Regions from separate parts of the Mus musculus genome. Here regions 1 and 2 are each linked to region 3. A link is a loop called in an ENCODE intact Hi-C map of the cell type or tissue named here. Cell type or tissue: heart. All regions are shown on one strand.

The links. A loop is a pair of places that touch in the nucleus more often than their neighbours do. Peaks named below come from ENCODE experiments on the same cell type or tissue, not always from the same donor. Only the 100,000 strongest peaks of a DNase experiment are listed, where the experiment ranks them.
Region 1: it touches region 3 in a loop (7-fold over the local background); 15 of 42 quality-filtered maps call a loop at or near these places.
Region 2: it touches region 3 in a loop (5-fold over the local background); 13 of 42 quality-filtered maps call a loop at or near these places.

What each region holds. Positions count from the first base shown.
Region 1 is chr16:97,590,731-97,595,730 of GRCm38, reverse strand. It overlaps Tmprss2 (transmembrane protease, serine 2), which reads left to right. Exons shown (of 14, transcript NM_015775.2): 4 at 4,221-4,307; 5 at 4,792-4,911. Among named protein-coding and RNA genes, the nearest start is that of Tmprss2, 18 kb to the left of the region's middle. In heart, a CTCF peak has its summit at 2,423 (motif pointing right); no DNase peak of the experiment used is centred here.
Region 2 is chr16:97,775,920-97,780,919 of GRCm38, reverse strand. No RefSeq gene overlaps it. Among named protein-coding and RNA genes, the nearest start is that of Ripk4, 15 kb to the right of the region's middle. In heart, a CTCF peak has its summit at 1,992; a DNase peak (open chromatin) is centred at 2,169; H3K4me3 peaks cover 371 bases.
Region 3 is chr16:97,311,126-97,316,125 of GRCm38, reverse strand. No RefSeq gene overlaps it. Among named protein-coding and RNA genes, the nearest start is that of Bace2, 43 kb to the left of the region's middle. In heart, CTCF peaks have their summits at 2,879 and 3,090 (motif pointing left); no DNase peak of the experiment used is centred here; H3K27ac peaks cover 723 bases.

The DNA of each region.
Region 1 (5,000 bases), 280 kb before region 3:
ACACCAGCTTTCTAGCAGAGTTGCTGCTTTATGAGATGAGCACCTGTCTGTGTGTTTCATGTATCGTTCAAGGTTGATACAAAAGTGAATCCTGTGGGCCACCCATACTTCATCAGCAGTCATGTGATAGACCTTAGGCCTCAGGAATCTGTTTGTCCCACTTGGACATTCCTGGCTTTCCTGCTGTCCCTCTCTACATCTGAGTGGCTCTTCTGTTCTTTGCTCTGATCCACCTCTAGTCACTTGCTTTCTTTCCTGTCTGCATGAACTATTTCATCTTAGCCCAGCTGAGGTGCAGAAGACCTGGCCTTTCCTTGCCATGCTGGCTGGAAGAAAGTCAGGGCAAGGAACTGTTAGTTATCAGAAGCCAAAGAGCCCCATGTAAGGCTGCACCTCCAAAAAGACTGTCCTGCCTTCAGTGGTCAGCCCAGAAGGCAGAAGCATCCCGGTGTACCCTACTGAATACTTTTGCACTCCCAGGGAGTAATCAGGAAGTGACAGATGGGGGGTGGGACATCTTAGTTTTCTGTCAATTGCCTATAAATAGGGAGGATAAACACTGAGGTGCGATTTTCCATTATAAACCTGCATTGTAAAATCTCTGGCTGTGCTTTGATAAAATCACTATCTGATAGTTATCCATTCAGACTACAGTCTTGGGCTTCCCACCATTAGCCTACCAGAAGTACAGAATGACCCCCTTGTCCCAAGAACCGGAAAGTATTTTAGTAATTTTATTTTACTATTTTTCACTCACTTTGACAATGTTTTTAAAATCACAGTACTGGGTTAACTGTAGTAAAGAGCATTAGCTGTTCTCACAGAGCATCTGAATTCCTCTACAACTCCAACGGGAGGGAATCCAATGTTATCTTCTGGCCTCTGAGGTGTACACACACACACACACACACACACACACACACAGAGCGAGAGAGGGAGAGAGAGAGAGAGAGAGAGAGAGAGGAAAAAGAAAAAAAGAACATGTTATTGCTATTAAGGCATCAAAAACTACATCTTTGTCAGAATGACATTAAGCTCTGAACCTGTGTCCTACATTATGTTGGTAGCACAACTTTAAATGTTGGGAGTATAAGGACATTCTGCTTTGGATCCATCTGTTTGCTTTAACAACTGTCATGGAACTTACCCATTTGAGTGGCAGTGAATGCACCTGCAAGAGCCTTTGAAGATCAAAGTCAACAGTCCTGTGATGCAGAGATGCCATAGGGCTGAGTCAACAGGCTCTGTTGGGAAGGATAGATATAAATGAACAATGGTGCAGGACTGAACCTTGCAAGTCTATGCTGTGCAGACTGTAGCTGGTGACAAATGCCTGTTCAGAGGTGAAATGGGGGTTTCTTGCTGCACACATGGTCCTGAGTGAACCAGCCAGACTGTGACTCTGCACATGCCCCAACAAGAGGTGAAGGACACCTGATTTAATCTCCCTTACTCACCAGCCAAGTTACTGATTCAGTGTTTGTTTTTTTCCCGCTGAGCTAGGTTCCTGAACATGCTAGGCAAATGTTTACCACTGAGCCACATGGGCAGTTTTAAGCGAGTCATTTTATCTCAGGTACAATGGCATGCAGATAAGTTGCCCAAAGAGGAAAATGTACTTGGTAGTTCATCAGGTGAGCCATAAGGAATTTCTCTTGTGGGTTTCTTGGTGGCTCCACCCTGGTGCCTGAAGGCACCGTCACCCCTCACTGCATTTTGATAAAATCACTGCCTTGTGAGGTTTTCAGACCCAGGCCTCCCCTATGAGGCTGCTGAGAGTTCAGGTTGCCTGCTTTAGCATAGGAGCACAATCCCTGTTGATGGGGATGAGGACCAATCCCCAGGCATTTTTTTTTTATACCATTAGCAGGACGTAGGAACCAGGTGAAAGCAAGTCTTTCAGTCCTAAGCAGGTCAGCTTGGGTCACTTGGCTCCAGAGCCCAACCCCAGCCTGCCTTTCCAACTTCTGGAAGCACAGTGACACTGCAGCTGGGGTCTCCAGACCTGAAGGCTCTTTCTAGCCTGGGAGTGTCCATTTTAATGATATTTCCTATGCTCTGTATTCTATCTCTCAGCCTTTCTTCCAAGAAAAGATCCAGGGACCCCACCCCTTACCCCCTGCTAGAACTTCATCTGGAGAGGGAGTTGCTGGGAATGACCAGCCCCTCACTGTGAAGATGCCAAATTTTAGACTCCCCAGGGCCCCTTCTCTGAAATCAGGCCTTTTCTTTAAACCTTGATACTTTTGGCTGAAACCACTGTCCAGCAGTGCTACCCCTGTTTGCTATGGATAGAAGAAATCAGTTAGGTATTGGAAATCATTCTCTAAATTATTTTATTCTTAGCTGAAATTTTTTATTCTTTCTTTATGAGTGCTTGCACATACATAATGTGCACCAAGTGCATGTAGTACCCACAGGGGCCAGCAGAGGGCACTGGATCCCTTGGAACTGGAGCCAAGGTTAGTTGTGAGTCACCGAGTATGTGACTTGTGCAAGGGCAACTTAACTACTGAGCCATATCTCTGAACAAAGAGTTCCTTCTTTGTTTTTTGTTTGTTTGCTCATTGCTATATCTCTGAACAAAGAGTTCCTTCTTTGTTTTTTGCTTGTTTGCTCATTTTAAACATTTATTTATTTGTGTACCACAGAGTGTGTAGAGGTTAGAGTAGTCTGTTGGATTCAGCCCTGTCCTTCTACCATGTAGGTTCTGGGGACAACTTAGGTCATCAGGCTTGGCAGTAAGTGCCTTTATCTGCCAAACCATTGTAAACCCCACTGTGGCAGGCTGAGTGATTCAATTTATACACTTTAGTTTAATTCCACTTAATTGTAATTACTGAAAGAAAGTGTCAATAGCAGTAAATGGCTAGTGGCTGTCAAATACCACAGGGTTCTTTCAGCAGCCATGGGATGTAGAGAGAATCTCTGAAGCATCACCGGTCAATAAAAAACTGACGGCCAATGAGCTGTAGCAGGAACTAGAAGGTGGGACATCTGGTAGGGAGAGAGAGAGAGAGGAATTATGGGAACTAGTCAGATGGGGGAGATTTGCCTCTAATTCTGGAGGAGACAGCTGTATAAACCTGAGGAGAGGTAACTTACCATGTGGAAGACATAGAATAGAATCAATAGGGTAATTGAGTTATAGCTAGTTGGGGAGCAAGATGAAGCTTATGGCCTAAGCATTTATTCATAAATAATTTGTCTTGGAGTGGTTATTTCTGGGAACAAAGTGGCCAGGAGGAAAAGCCCAAAGTTACTAGGGGAAGGATAGGTGCTCTACCTGAAGCCCCTGGCACCCCCATGATGTGTTGGGGGACAGTATTATATGATTTGTACTTGCAGTTGCTGACACCAGGCAGCTCTCCTTTTCGATCTGGGTGTTTGTTTGTTTGTTTTTTGTGAGCATTGGCCCATTTTCAAACCCTCCCTAAGGTGATGTTTTAAGAGCTTAGTGTTCTTGGATTTCATTTCAAATTGGAGCTTCAGCTTCCATTTCCCCCAAGCACATATTTTCATGCTGCAGAAGCCTTGAGACTCCCAAGTGGCGCCCTTAACGTTCAAGCTAACATTTGCATGTGTGTGGCAATACTGTTGCATAGGGTGGTTGTGTAGCTCAGTGGTAGAACACTTGCCTAGCATGAGTGAGACACTGGGTTTGATCCTTAGCAGCACGAAAGCAAATGAATTAAATAGGTGCCTTTTCTTCCCTAATGTGGCAAATAAATGGACCCACACACAGTCAGTCAGTCGCTAAACTAGGACTTCTGGCTGCATGACAATGTGAATGAGTGCTCATAAAATCATTCGGCTTCTCAGGCTCAGTGTGGTGTTCCATGAGGAGCATGCAGAATCCAGCACCTTATTGTAAATAGGTGTCTAACTGGGTGTTTTCCCCAGCCTTAGGTAATGCAAGAGTTCTGAGCAAGTTTAAAGGTGCCCAGGTTAAGCTGGCCTTGTTGCTATGTGTAGCAAGTGAACTTTGGACTTGGACTTCTGAGATTTTCCCCTTTTGCTTCTCCTCCTCCTCTTTGTTGTATTCCAGGCTGGCCTTAAACTCTTGCCCGTGTCCTCACCTCCTGAGTACTGGGGTTAGAGGCAGGCATATGCAATCATGCCCAGCCTGACATGTGGTATTTTCAAGTCAAAATGACTCTAAGCATGGCAGAAGGACCATCTTCCTACAGCACTGACCTGAGCACCCCTCTCTTCCGCAGAGTCTAAGAAATCGCTGTGTTTAGCCCTCGCCCTGGGCACTGTCCTCACGGGAGCTGCTGTGGCTGCTGTCTTGCTTTGGAGGTTCTGTAAGTTTGGGGCTGGACTGTGTGCATGGCCGTGACTGTGACCTTCTCCCCAGGCTGGAGGAGCCACCTGATGCCTCCCAGATTGGTTTCCATTGAGGGCAAGGCTGCCTTTTCCTCCCTTTTCTCCATGCACCTATTGCTGTATAAACAGTGTATGTATTCTTGCTTCCACAAATCTGTAGCTTGTGGGAGTCTTAAACTAGTTCTCTCATTCAAGTAGCAACAAGGTTGTACCCTGCTGTTCATTTCCTCCAACAAGGTCACACCTATTCCAACAAGGCCACACCTCCTAATAGTGCCATTTTCCAAGAGCCAAACTTATTCAAAGCGCTACATGTAGCAATGGCATGTCCTTTCCTTGTGAGGAGGTGGTTTTTCCTGTTCACTGGACTTGAGGGTGAATGACAAGACTCCTAAGGGCTCTGCAGTTCCTTGGATGCTCAGCCTGATGAGTTTTCCTCCCTTTCTCCCAATACAATGCCAGGGGACAGCAACTGTTCTACGTCTGAGATGGAGTGTGGGTCTTCAGGCACATGCATCAGCTCTTCTCTCTGGTGTGACGGGGTAGCACATTGTCCCAACGGAGAAGATGAGAACCGTTGTGGTGAGTTATCCCTGGCCCTGGAAGCACTGATCTCTTAACATCTGCCACAAAGTGGCAGTTGGAGACAGCCAGGCACGGTGCTGAGCCCA
Region 2 (5,000 bases), 460 kb before region 3:
CAATGTCTTTGGCCTCCAAAGGCACCTGCCTTCTCAGGCACTCCCCAAGAATGCATAATTAAATATATATTATATATAATAAATATAAATAATATATGGGAAATTTATATATATACATATAGTATGTCTGTGTGTGTATATGTGTGTGTCTGTGTGTGTATATATGTGTGTGTGTCTGTGTGTGTGTCTGTGTGTATATGTGTGTGTCTGTGTGTGTGTCTGTATGTGTGTCTATATGTGTGTGTGTCTGTGTGTATACGTGTGTGTGTATGTGTGTGTGTAAAACCTCAAACAGTGGAGTCAGGAGGATCCTCCAGAAGCTTGAAGGCTGGAGCACATAGTACAGCAGCAGAAACAACAAAGATCCTGCCTCAAAAACATGGTGGAAGGAGACAACCAACTCACTAAAGTTTCCCCTGACTTCCACATGCTGTGGCATGAAAAACACCTTACTTACATACACATCAAACATAGGTATAAACATACACATACTCTAATAAAAAATTAATTGGAAAGATCATAAATGAGACAAAAGCTGTGCCAGCAGATGTGTAATTGTATTTTTGAGGAAAGCTGGGGGATTAATGAGACAGGACTTTTTTAGACGTAAAGATCTCCTATTTCTTGGGTCTCCACATAAGGGCAAGCCTATGGATGTGGTGAGGACTCAGCATCAAAGTAGGCATCTGGGCCATCTTTCTAAGCTACACACTGAAGGGAAGCCTATCGAACAACCAACAAAGCACTGTGGAGAAGGCAAGCTGGGTGCTGAGGCTGTGAGAGCTGTATTCCCCTAGAGACATGTCCCACCCAACCCTACCCCTCTGTGAGTGATCCCTTTTGCAAATAGGGTTTTTGCAGCCGTAGTTAGCCAGGATCCTGTGTGGCTTGACCCACTTTCTGGACAACAATACTACCATAGACTGGGAATAGCAGCAGGAGTTAATCTGGCAAGAGGCTCAGTGGGTGAAAGCATGCGCCTCATAAACCAGATAGCTTGAGTTACAGTTAGACATTGACTCCTGAAAACTGTCGTCTAACTTCCACACAGGTGCTCTGGCATGCATGTACACCACAAACACACACACACACACACACACACACACACAGAGAGAGAGAGAGAGAGAGAGAGAGAGAGAGAGGCAGAGAGGCAGAGAGAGAGAGAGGCAGAGAGAGAGAGAGAGATCAAAATTAAAACAAAAACAAATAAACAAAAATAACAGTTTATTGGAATCATAGTCCAGAATAGAAGCGCTACTTCTGCTAAGGGCCTCTGGGTGATCCATAGCACCCAGCATCACAGGATGGGGTGAGATCCTGGTATAAAGAATTCACTCAACTGTAATGACATTCATCTGTACCCAAGGGCAGAGCTCTCCTGACCTGATCTCCTTAACACCACTGCCAAGCCAAAAAGAAAGTTTCTACACAAGTTTGGAAGGGACATTGACACCATTACTGTGACATACTAGATTTATGTAGGCCTTTCAGGGGCTAAATCCTTATGAGAAAAGGGTTTCTTGGACACAGATGGGCACATGGGAGAAGCTAGGTGCTGGAGGAGACAGACTGGAGAGATGCAAGTATAAGATATTTTTAGGGAGTTGAGAGCCAATAAGAAATACCCAGGATCCAAGCAAGCAAGACCAAGATGCCTGGATTTCAACCAAAGATTACCGCATATATGAGAGAGAGACTAGATGAGACCCAAAACAAGGAGGAAAACTAATGGACCCAAACCAACCCAGAAGTTACAGAGACGTTAGCACTAATAAAAAAGTGGAAAATTTCAGTTATAAGTGTACATCATTTGTTCAATAAGCCAAATAGAGTTCCAGAGTTATAACTGAGGCACAGAAGAGAGATCTAGACGTAGTGGCCAGGCCATCAACATCTGTGTCCGCAGGAACCCAGGGGCTTTTGTGACTGAGGAGTCTGGTTGGAATTTTTAGTAGGTTCATTAGGTGTAGAGGGCCAAGCAGCCAGGTTGCAGTTCCCAGAACAGCCCACAGGTGGCAGGTGGGGACGGCCTGGAGACTTTGGCAGAGCTGAATGGGGCGTGTGTGAGAAACAGAACCCTGAGAGCATTCTTTTCCAAACAGAGGGCTTAAGGAGAAAAGTCTTGGCTGCCGGTGTGTGATCTGAGAACTGATAGAAAGGACCCCGCTGGCAGAGCTGCAGTGCTCAGGACTCAGCAGGGTGACTCACGCTGGGGCAGGCAGGGACCGCCTCCCTGGAACAGCAGGAGGTTGGTGGGGGGAGGAACAGTGCACCTACATTTGCTCCTGCGAGGCGACTGCCACCTTGCTCACAGGTTCTGATGACGCTGACCACCGTGGTCGACTTCGGGAAGACTGCCTACAGCTTACTTTTTGGAAGCTTTCTGGCAGATGGTCTAGAGGGACTGAGGCTGATAGTCTGCATTGTGCACAGGATGTACTCTAGTCGTAGACGCAGCCACAGGTTTCTCCCTGGGGCTTAGAAATGGATTCCAATTTAAAGGAAACACAACTACAAAGCAGGCTGCAAAGGAGTTAACTATTCTGGGGAAGTAGTGGCTCCCTATAAAAGGAGCATTCAGGAGATGGAGGCAAGGTCCGAAGTTCAAGGTCATCCTTGGTACAGAGTGTGTTGGAAGCCAGCCTGGGCTACACAAAAAACCAGCCTCCAACCCCAGATACAAGTGAGTCTGGTAAGTCTAGGAAATAAAGAGTTCTGGTTCTGAAGACTGTGGTTCAAGCAAAACAAAACTGTCAAGATCCCATGTTTACTGAGGACTCTCTAGAAAAACAGGACCAATAGGAGATGCGTCTATGTAACATGTATATAATCACACATGTTCCTGCCTTACTATGAGACTATATTCCATTGAAATCACAGGAAGTTGAAAAATATCAACATGTGTGAGTGTATTGAGTATACCTTTCCAACTCTCCCAGTTTGGCCTTGTCAACCTTAAACATGCTCTAAACACTGAAATCAGCCTACAGCTAGGAAGATCTATCTAAGTCAAAGCCTGTTGGACAGCAAGTTACCTATTGAACAGTGCCTCTGTACCCAGGGACAAACAAGTGCATTGCTGTGTGCTTGGTTCTGTTCTGTGGCCTTAGCAGGTCCCCATCCCATTCCCTAGAACCAGTTTAAGTCACACAGAAAAGGCCTGCTGTTGGGAGCCGCGCCCACATTCGCCGTTACAAGATGGCGCTGACAGCTGTGTTCTAAGTGGTAAACAAATAATCTGCGCATGTGCCAAGGGTATCTTATGACTACTTGTGCTCTGCCTTCCCCGTGACGTCAACTCGGCCGATGGGCTGCAGCCAATCAAGGAGTGACACGTCCGAGGCGAAGGAGAATTCTCCTAAAAAAGGGACGGGGTTTTCGTTTTCTCTCGCTCTTGCTTCTCTCTCTCTTGCTTCTTGCTCTCTTGCTTCTTGCACTCTGTTCCTGAAGATGTAAGAATAAAGCTTTGCCGCAGAAGATTCTGGTCTGTGGTGTTCTTCCTGGCCGGTCGTGAGAACGCGTCTAATAACAATTGGTGCCGAAAGACCGGGAAGAAAAACCCGGGAGGGAGTTAACCATCACCGGCGCAGGAGGGATACTTCATTTCAGAACCAGAACTGCGGATCACGTTTATAAAGGTTCCCGTAACACAGACTGTTGAGAAGGATTCAACTGCCGAATTCAGAACTCATCAGCTGGGGAACGACGGTGATAAAGGTTCCCGTAAAGCAGACTGTTAAGAAGGATTCAACTGTATGAATTCAGAACTTTTCAGCTGGGGAACGAGAGTACCAGTGAGTACAGCTTTACGAGGTAAGCCTGGCCTTGAACTTTCTAACGAAATTCAAGACAGTCTATCAGAAGTAAAGTGGAATATGTTTGGCCTTGAATTTTTTCTGGTGTTAGGAGCCCTTTTGTTCCTTTTCACATGTTATCAAGTGATTAAGATAGGGCTGAAAATTCTAGAGGAAATTCAGGGTAATCTATCAGAAGTAAAGCGGGGAGAGAAAGTAGGAGCAAAAAGAAAATGTAGTACACAAACTAAGTATACAGGCCTTTCCAAGGGTCTTGAACCCGAGGAAAAGTTAAGGTTAGGTAGGAATACCTGGAGAGAGATTAGAAGAAAAAGAGGAAAAAGGGAAAAGAAGAAAGATCAATTAGCGGAGGTCTATAGGAAAAGGAGCCTGTGCTCATCGCTGGATGAGCTCAGGAAGCCAGCTCTTAGTAGTTCTGAAGCAGATGAAGAATTCTCCTCTGAGGAAACAGACTGGGAGGAAGAAGCAGCCCATTACCAGCCAGCTAATTGGTCAAGAAAAAAGCCAAAAGCGGCTGGCGAAGGCCAGTTTGCTAATTGGCCTCAGGGCAATCGGCTACCAGGTGCACTCCCGCCCTATGCGGAGTCCCCGCCCTGCGTAGTGCGTCAGCCCGTAGTGCGTCAGCAATGCGCAGAGAGGCAGTGCGCAGAGAGGCAATGCGCAGACTCATTCATTCCCCGAGAGGAACAAAGGAAAATAGAACAGGCATTTCCAGTCTTTGAAGGAGCCGAGGGTGGGCGTGTCCACGCTCCGGTAGAATATGTGCAGATTAAAGAACTTGCCGAGTCGGTCCGTAAATATGGAACCAATGCTAATTTTACCTTGGTGCAGTTAGACAGGCTCGCCGGCATGGCACTAACTCCTGCTGACTGGCAAACGGTTGTAAAAGCCGCTCTCCCTAGTATGGGCAAATATATGGAATGGAAAGCGCTTTGGCACGAAGCTGCACAAGCGCAGGCCCGAGCAAACGCAGCTGCTTTGACTCCAGAGCAGAGAGATTGGACTTTTGACTTGTTAACGGGTCAGGGAGCTTATTCTGCTGATCAGACAAACTACCATTGGGGAGCTTATGCCCAGATTTCTTCCACGGCTATTAGGGCCTGGAAGGCGCTCTCTCGAGCAGGTGAAACCACTGGTCAGTTAACAAAGATAATCCAGGGACCTCAGGAATCCTTCTCAGATTTT
Region 3 (5,000 bases):
ACCTTTCTCCCCCAGGTTTCTTTGGTCATGATGTTTCATCATAGCAATAATAACCATAACCAAGACATATACTATGACCAAGGCAACTTATAAAAGAAAGCATTTAATGTGGGATCATGGTTACAAAAAGTGAATCCATGACCATCGTGGCAAGAAGAAAGGCAGGAGGCAGGTAGCATGGTGCTGGAGCCTTAGTTGCGATCTTACATGTTGAGACAACAACAAGGAGGCAGGGGAGAGAAGAGAGGGGAGAAAGGAGAGGGGAGAGGGGAGAGGGGAGAGGGGAGAGGGGAGAGGGGAGGGGGGTTGAGGGAGAGAGCAGGAGAGCAAAGGCCTGGACCGATTTAGGTTTTTGTAACTTGATAGCCCATCCCCAGAAACACACCTTCTCTAAGACCATACTTCCTAATCCTTCACAGACGGTTCCACCAATTGAGGACTAAGCATTCGAACAAACCTATAGGGGTCATTCTCCTCCAAACCACACCTACTTTACTTGGTCAGTATTCTCTCCTTGAAAGTGAGAGCCACCTCTGTAATTAGGAACGCAGACTATCTTATTCCCATCCTTCAACCCCCAACCTTCAGCCTCCACCCCTTCTAAAATTCCTCCTTTGGTCTTTCTTTTGTAAGATGTGTGAACACCCTAGCAGCAAGGTCATTCCAGACGTACTTCTAGGGACCAAGAAGAACTGATCGCTTATGGCTGCTGGGCACGTAAACCACAAGAATTTTCTGGGGGTCTTTGTCCTTGTCTCTAAGGCTTACTGGTGGCTGTTGGGTGTTGTTGACAATTCTTTGTTCAAAGCAGAACTCCACCCCAAGGTCTCACTTCAGACTCAGTCCTTGACTCTACCTATAGCCTCTCTGTGGGTATAAACAATCCCATGTTTCCCAAACAGGCAATTCAAGGCTTTCACATGATTGGCTAGTGGGTAGCAATGATGCAGTCACAGCTACAGGCTTTATGGGAGCTTCCAAATGAAGTGATAATTATCAGCTACAGAATCTCAAGGTTGGTTCCTGGAGAAAGCAGTTGGGTCTCCCCTCATCCCTGCGAAATAGCTGTGGAGCCAGATGCTCACATAACAGAGCATATACATGAGATTCAGACGACCATGTGCAAAGCCTAGGGAGACTGTGCAGCAGGGTGAAAGCTGATCTTTTAGGCAATAACTACAAAGCAGGAGAGTAAGAAATAGGAGTTTTTCCTGTGGATTCACACTGCTTTGGTGTCTACACCAGCTTTGTGGCCCTTCATGTGCTCAGATGGTGATGGAATGATTTTAATATTCTCATCTCTTCAACTTTTAAATGCCTCCTCAGGTTTTATTAAGGGCACCATGTAGGAACACATATTAATTTGGTGCTTGCCCTAGCAACCAGATGCAGGTCAGGTTCAAGGGGATATGTTTAGCTACAGAGGAAAGCAAACAGCTCTTTCTAAGATCATCATCTTAGCTTGATGGGTGATAATTCCATGTTAGCATTTAAAATCATTTCCTTTAGTTTTAAATGTTTGGTCCACTCCTCCCACTTTAAGAGGTCAAGAATGAAATGGAAAATAGAATGTATTTGCTCTTTTAAGTGTTTTATTATTTTTTAAAGCTTTTTATTGGTTCCTTGTGAGTTTCACATCACGCATCCCAATCCCAGTCATCTCCCCCTCCCCTTGTGTCCACTCTCCACCCTTGCAGAAAAAAAAAATCTTGTGGAAGCTACAGTGTGTTATAGTGTGTCCCACATCACACCCTTTTTGTCCACATTTCTTTGTTTCCAAATGTTCATTGAATGACTTGTTGGTCTGGTTCAAGGCCTCTGGCTTCTGCCACTCTACTGATACTAGAAGCTCGCTGGGACTCCTCTCAGATAGTCTGCTGTTGTCCTGTGTCATGGAGATACAGGAGTTTAGGCCCCTTCATGAACTCCAGCAGTTCATCAAGGGGTAGATGTTGGGGTGGACCAATTCAAAGTCTTAGATTTGGGCCTGAGAGGTATCTGAGCTGGTCAGCTCACTGCCTCTCTCACTCTCACAACCTTGAGGCCATCTCTGCCACCAGGGTCAGCTCTACTCTGCTGTCCAGGTGAGGTGCAGGGCCTGCTCTTCTGAGTGTTGCAGCTGTGAGGGACATGGACAGTTCTTCCACTCTCATGACCGTGGGGCCAGCTCTCCTGCCTGCCATAGATGGCAAGGGACAAGGAAGGGAAGGGGAGAGGAGGGAGCTTGCTCTCCCAAGTGACTCAGCAGGTGATGGGAAGGGCCCGTTCTGCTCTCATGACCTGGTCAGGGTCAACTTTCCCACCTGCTGCCAGTTGTGAGGGCAAAATGGAGGGTGGGGATCTCTCTCTTGCCAATGTCATGACACAGCAGACAAGAGGCAGGGCCTGCTCTCCTGAAACCTCCACAACCAGGGCCAGCTTTACTGTGCTGCAGCAAATGAGGGCAGGGCTCTGATCTCTCCTGCTCTGGTGACCTCAGGGCCAGCTCCTAGCCTGCTGTAGGTGGCAAGGGGGAAAGGGGGACATCTCTCCCTCTCCCATGTCACCACATAGCAGACAAGAGGCTGGGCCAACTCTTCCACATTCATACTCTCCGGGGGATTGGCTCACCCACAATGTCAGATCTGCTCTCCTAAGTACTGCAGCTGGATAGGGGCGGAGTTTTCTCTCCTGCTAACATCTCCCCAGGGCCAGCTCTCCCACAATGTCCAGGCGAGGGTACGCCAGTTCTGCACAGCCCTCAGACATCAACATGTACCAGGAGAGTAGCCCTCGGGGGGCATCCACGTGGCCTTTTTGTAGTAACAGATCCCTACTTCTGCAGGGCCACAGACTCAGACGTGGCCCCTGGTGGCAGCAAAAGACAGGACCCCATCATGGACCTAGGAGGCATCCCTGGCTACTCACATCAGGCTTTCTTCACGACTCTTTGAGTCTCTAGTTCTGCCTCTTTTCATTGTGTCCCCCCACCCAACCCCCTACCTCTCTTCACCCCCACCCCACATTCTTCTGTCTCTCCAGCAGGCAGCTTCCTGGCAGAGACCGAGTATTCCTTCATGGCCATCTAGTGCCCTCTACTGGGGAAGCTTCGCATTGCATCCTCTGAAAAGGAAGCTCATTGCTGAACCAAAATCTATGTCCAGTATGGCCAGAAGAAAAAAGATTGTTAGTCTATCTCCAAGTGCTTGTTGTGCTTGGCGGTCAGTGAGTATGCATAATCAGAGCTGAATGCCCACAGTTCCCTCCTCCGTGTCCCTGTGCTTTCCAGGAAGGAACACTAACCAGTCACTCTTCCTCCTCTGTCACCTGTTTTCCACCTTGTGTGAGAACCCCAGTCTTGAAGCCAATGAGTCGGTCCTTTGGTTCCACCCTTGGATGTCCCCAAGTGCCTGTCCCCAAGAAAAGCCTGTGATTGCAAAGTCTCTCTTCTCTTCCCTCCCTACACTCCCATGGAATCTCTTTTAATAAGTGTTCACTTCTCAAGCAGCTGCTACAGAGAAGGCTGAAGCCAATGTCCTGCTCAGTATTAACCAGTGGGAGGTGGTACAAGGTGCCACTTAAGGAAGGAGTGCTTATAAAAGGGAATCTCGTGGTGTTAACTGTGACATCAACTGCTAGAAGCTGGAAGAGGGGATCTGTGAGGAAGAATGGGTGACTTCTAGTCCACTGGTGGCTAGGTTAGTTGAAAGCAAACAGCAGTTGCTTTCCTACACCCCCCCCCCCGTGTGTGTGTGTGTGTGTGTGTGTGTGTGTGTGTGTGTGTGTAGAGAGAGAGAGAGAGAGAGATTCACAGAGCACTTACATGTTGATGGCACAAAAACCAAATCTGATTCATGCAGCAGACAATTATTCAGCTATAAAAAGACCGTCCCAGTACATACTCCAACATTGCATGCATGAAAAACAGTGCATGTTACCACTTACACATAGACCATAGGTTAGAGGGTTAACAGACAGAAGGTAGAATGGTAGTGGTGACTGAATGAAAAGCGAGGCCTTGGCTGCTCCACAGTGTGGTTGGGGAGAAGATTTACTGTAGACATGAGAGAGAACATAGCCAGAGGCATCTGGAAAGGTCCTGGCTGAACAGGGCCAGTAGACTGAACCAGGCCATGGGAGAAGGGGATGGGAGAGCAAGAGAGGAAATGAGAAAGAGGAGAGGAGAGGGGAGGGAAGGGGAGGGGAGGGGAGGGGAGGGGAGGTGGGCAGGAGGGATCTCAGGACTGAGAGCATGAGAGAGACCAAAAGGCTGCATAGCCAAAATGGCTGAAGTTGTATAGGAATCAGAGACACTGCAGGGAGGAATGAAGCTCAGGAGCTGGAGGAGACAGGCTCAAGGCAAGGTGAGAAGTGCCTAGAGGAGCCAGGACTCTGCAACAAGGACTGGTGGTGCCAGGAGAGACTAGTCACCAGCCTCCACTTTGATATGTTAAATAGGTGCAGCTCAGCCTCTGTCCCTGTTTCTTTGAGACCTCACAAAGATGGTGTCCCCTGAGGCAAGCAGTCAATGTCTGGTAGAGACAGAGTGTCTGCTGGAGAAAATGGAAAATTCTAAGGTGGATGCTGGAGGTAGTTTATACAGTGTCAATGTGACACTAACTTCAGCCTAAAAGTTGTCAGGACATATAATTTAATGTTCTTGGAATAAAATCAACCTGGGAAGGTCATGTGCTGAGGTTACAATTTGTATGTGAGCTTCCTTAGTGCCTCTGCCTGCGGGACAGTTGGACAGGGTCTGAGGAACCGCCTGCGGAGAGAATGAGGGGTGAGGAACACAAGGACGGACAGCAAGTCTGATTGATCAAGCTGTCAAATTTTTATTTTTCCCAGGCAGGTTTTATGCCCACAGAAGCAGGGTATGGGGAGGGAGATGACGCAGAATCGCTCTTTGTTTCTGGGAGAACTCACCTGTTCCCAAAAGCAGGATATTGGCTAGGTAAAAAGTTCAGCAGGAGGAACAGAACAGAATGGGTTGCTAGGTACCTGTGCATAAGATCTAT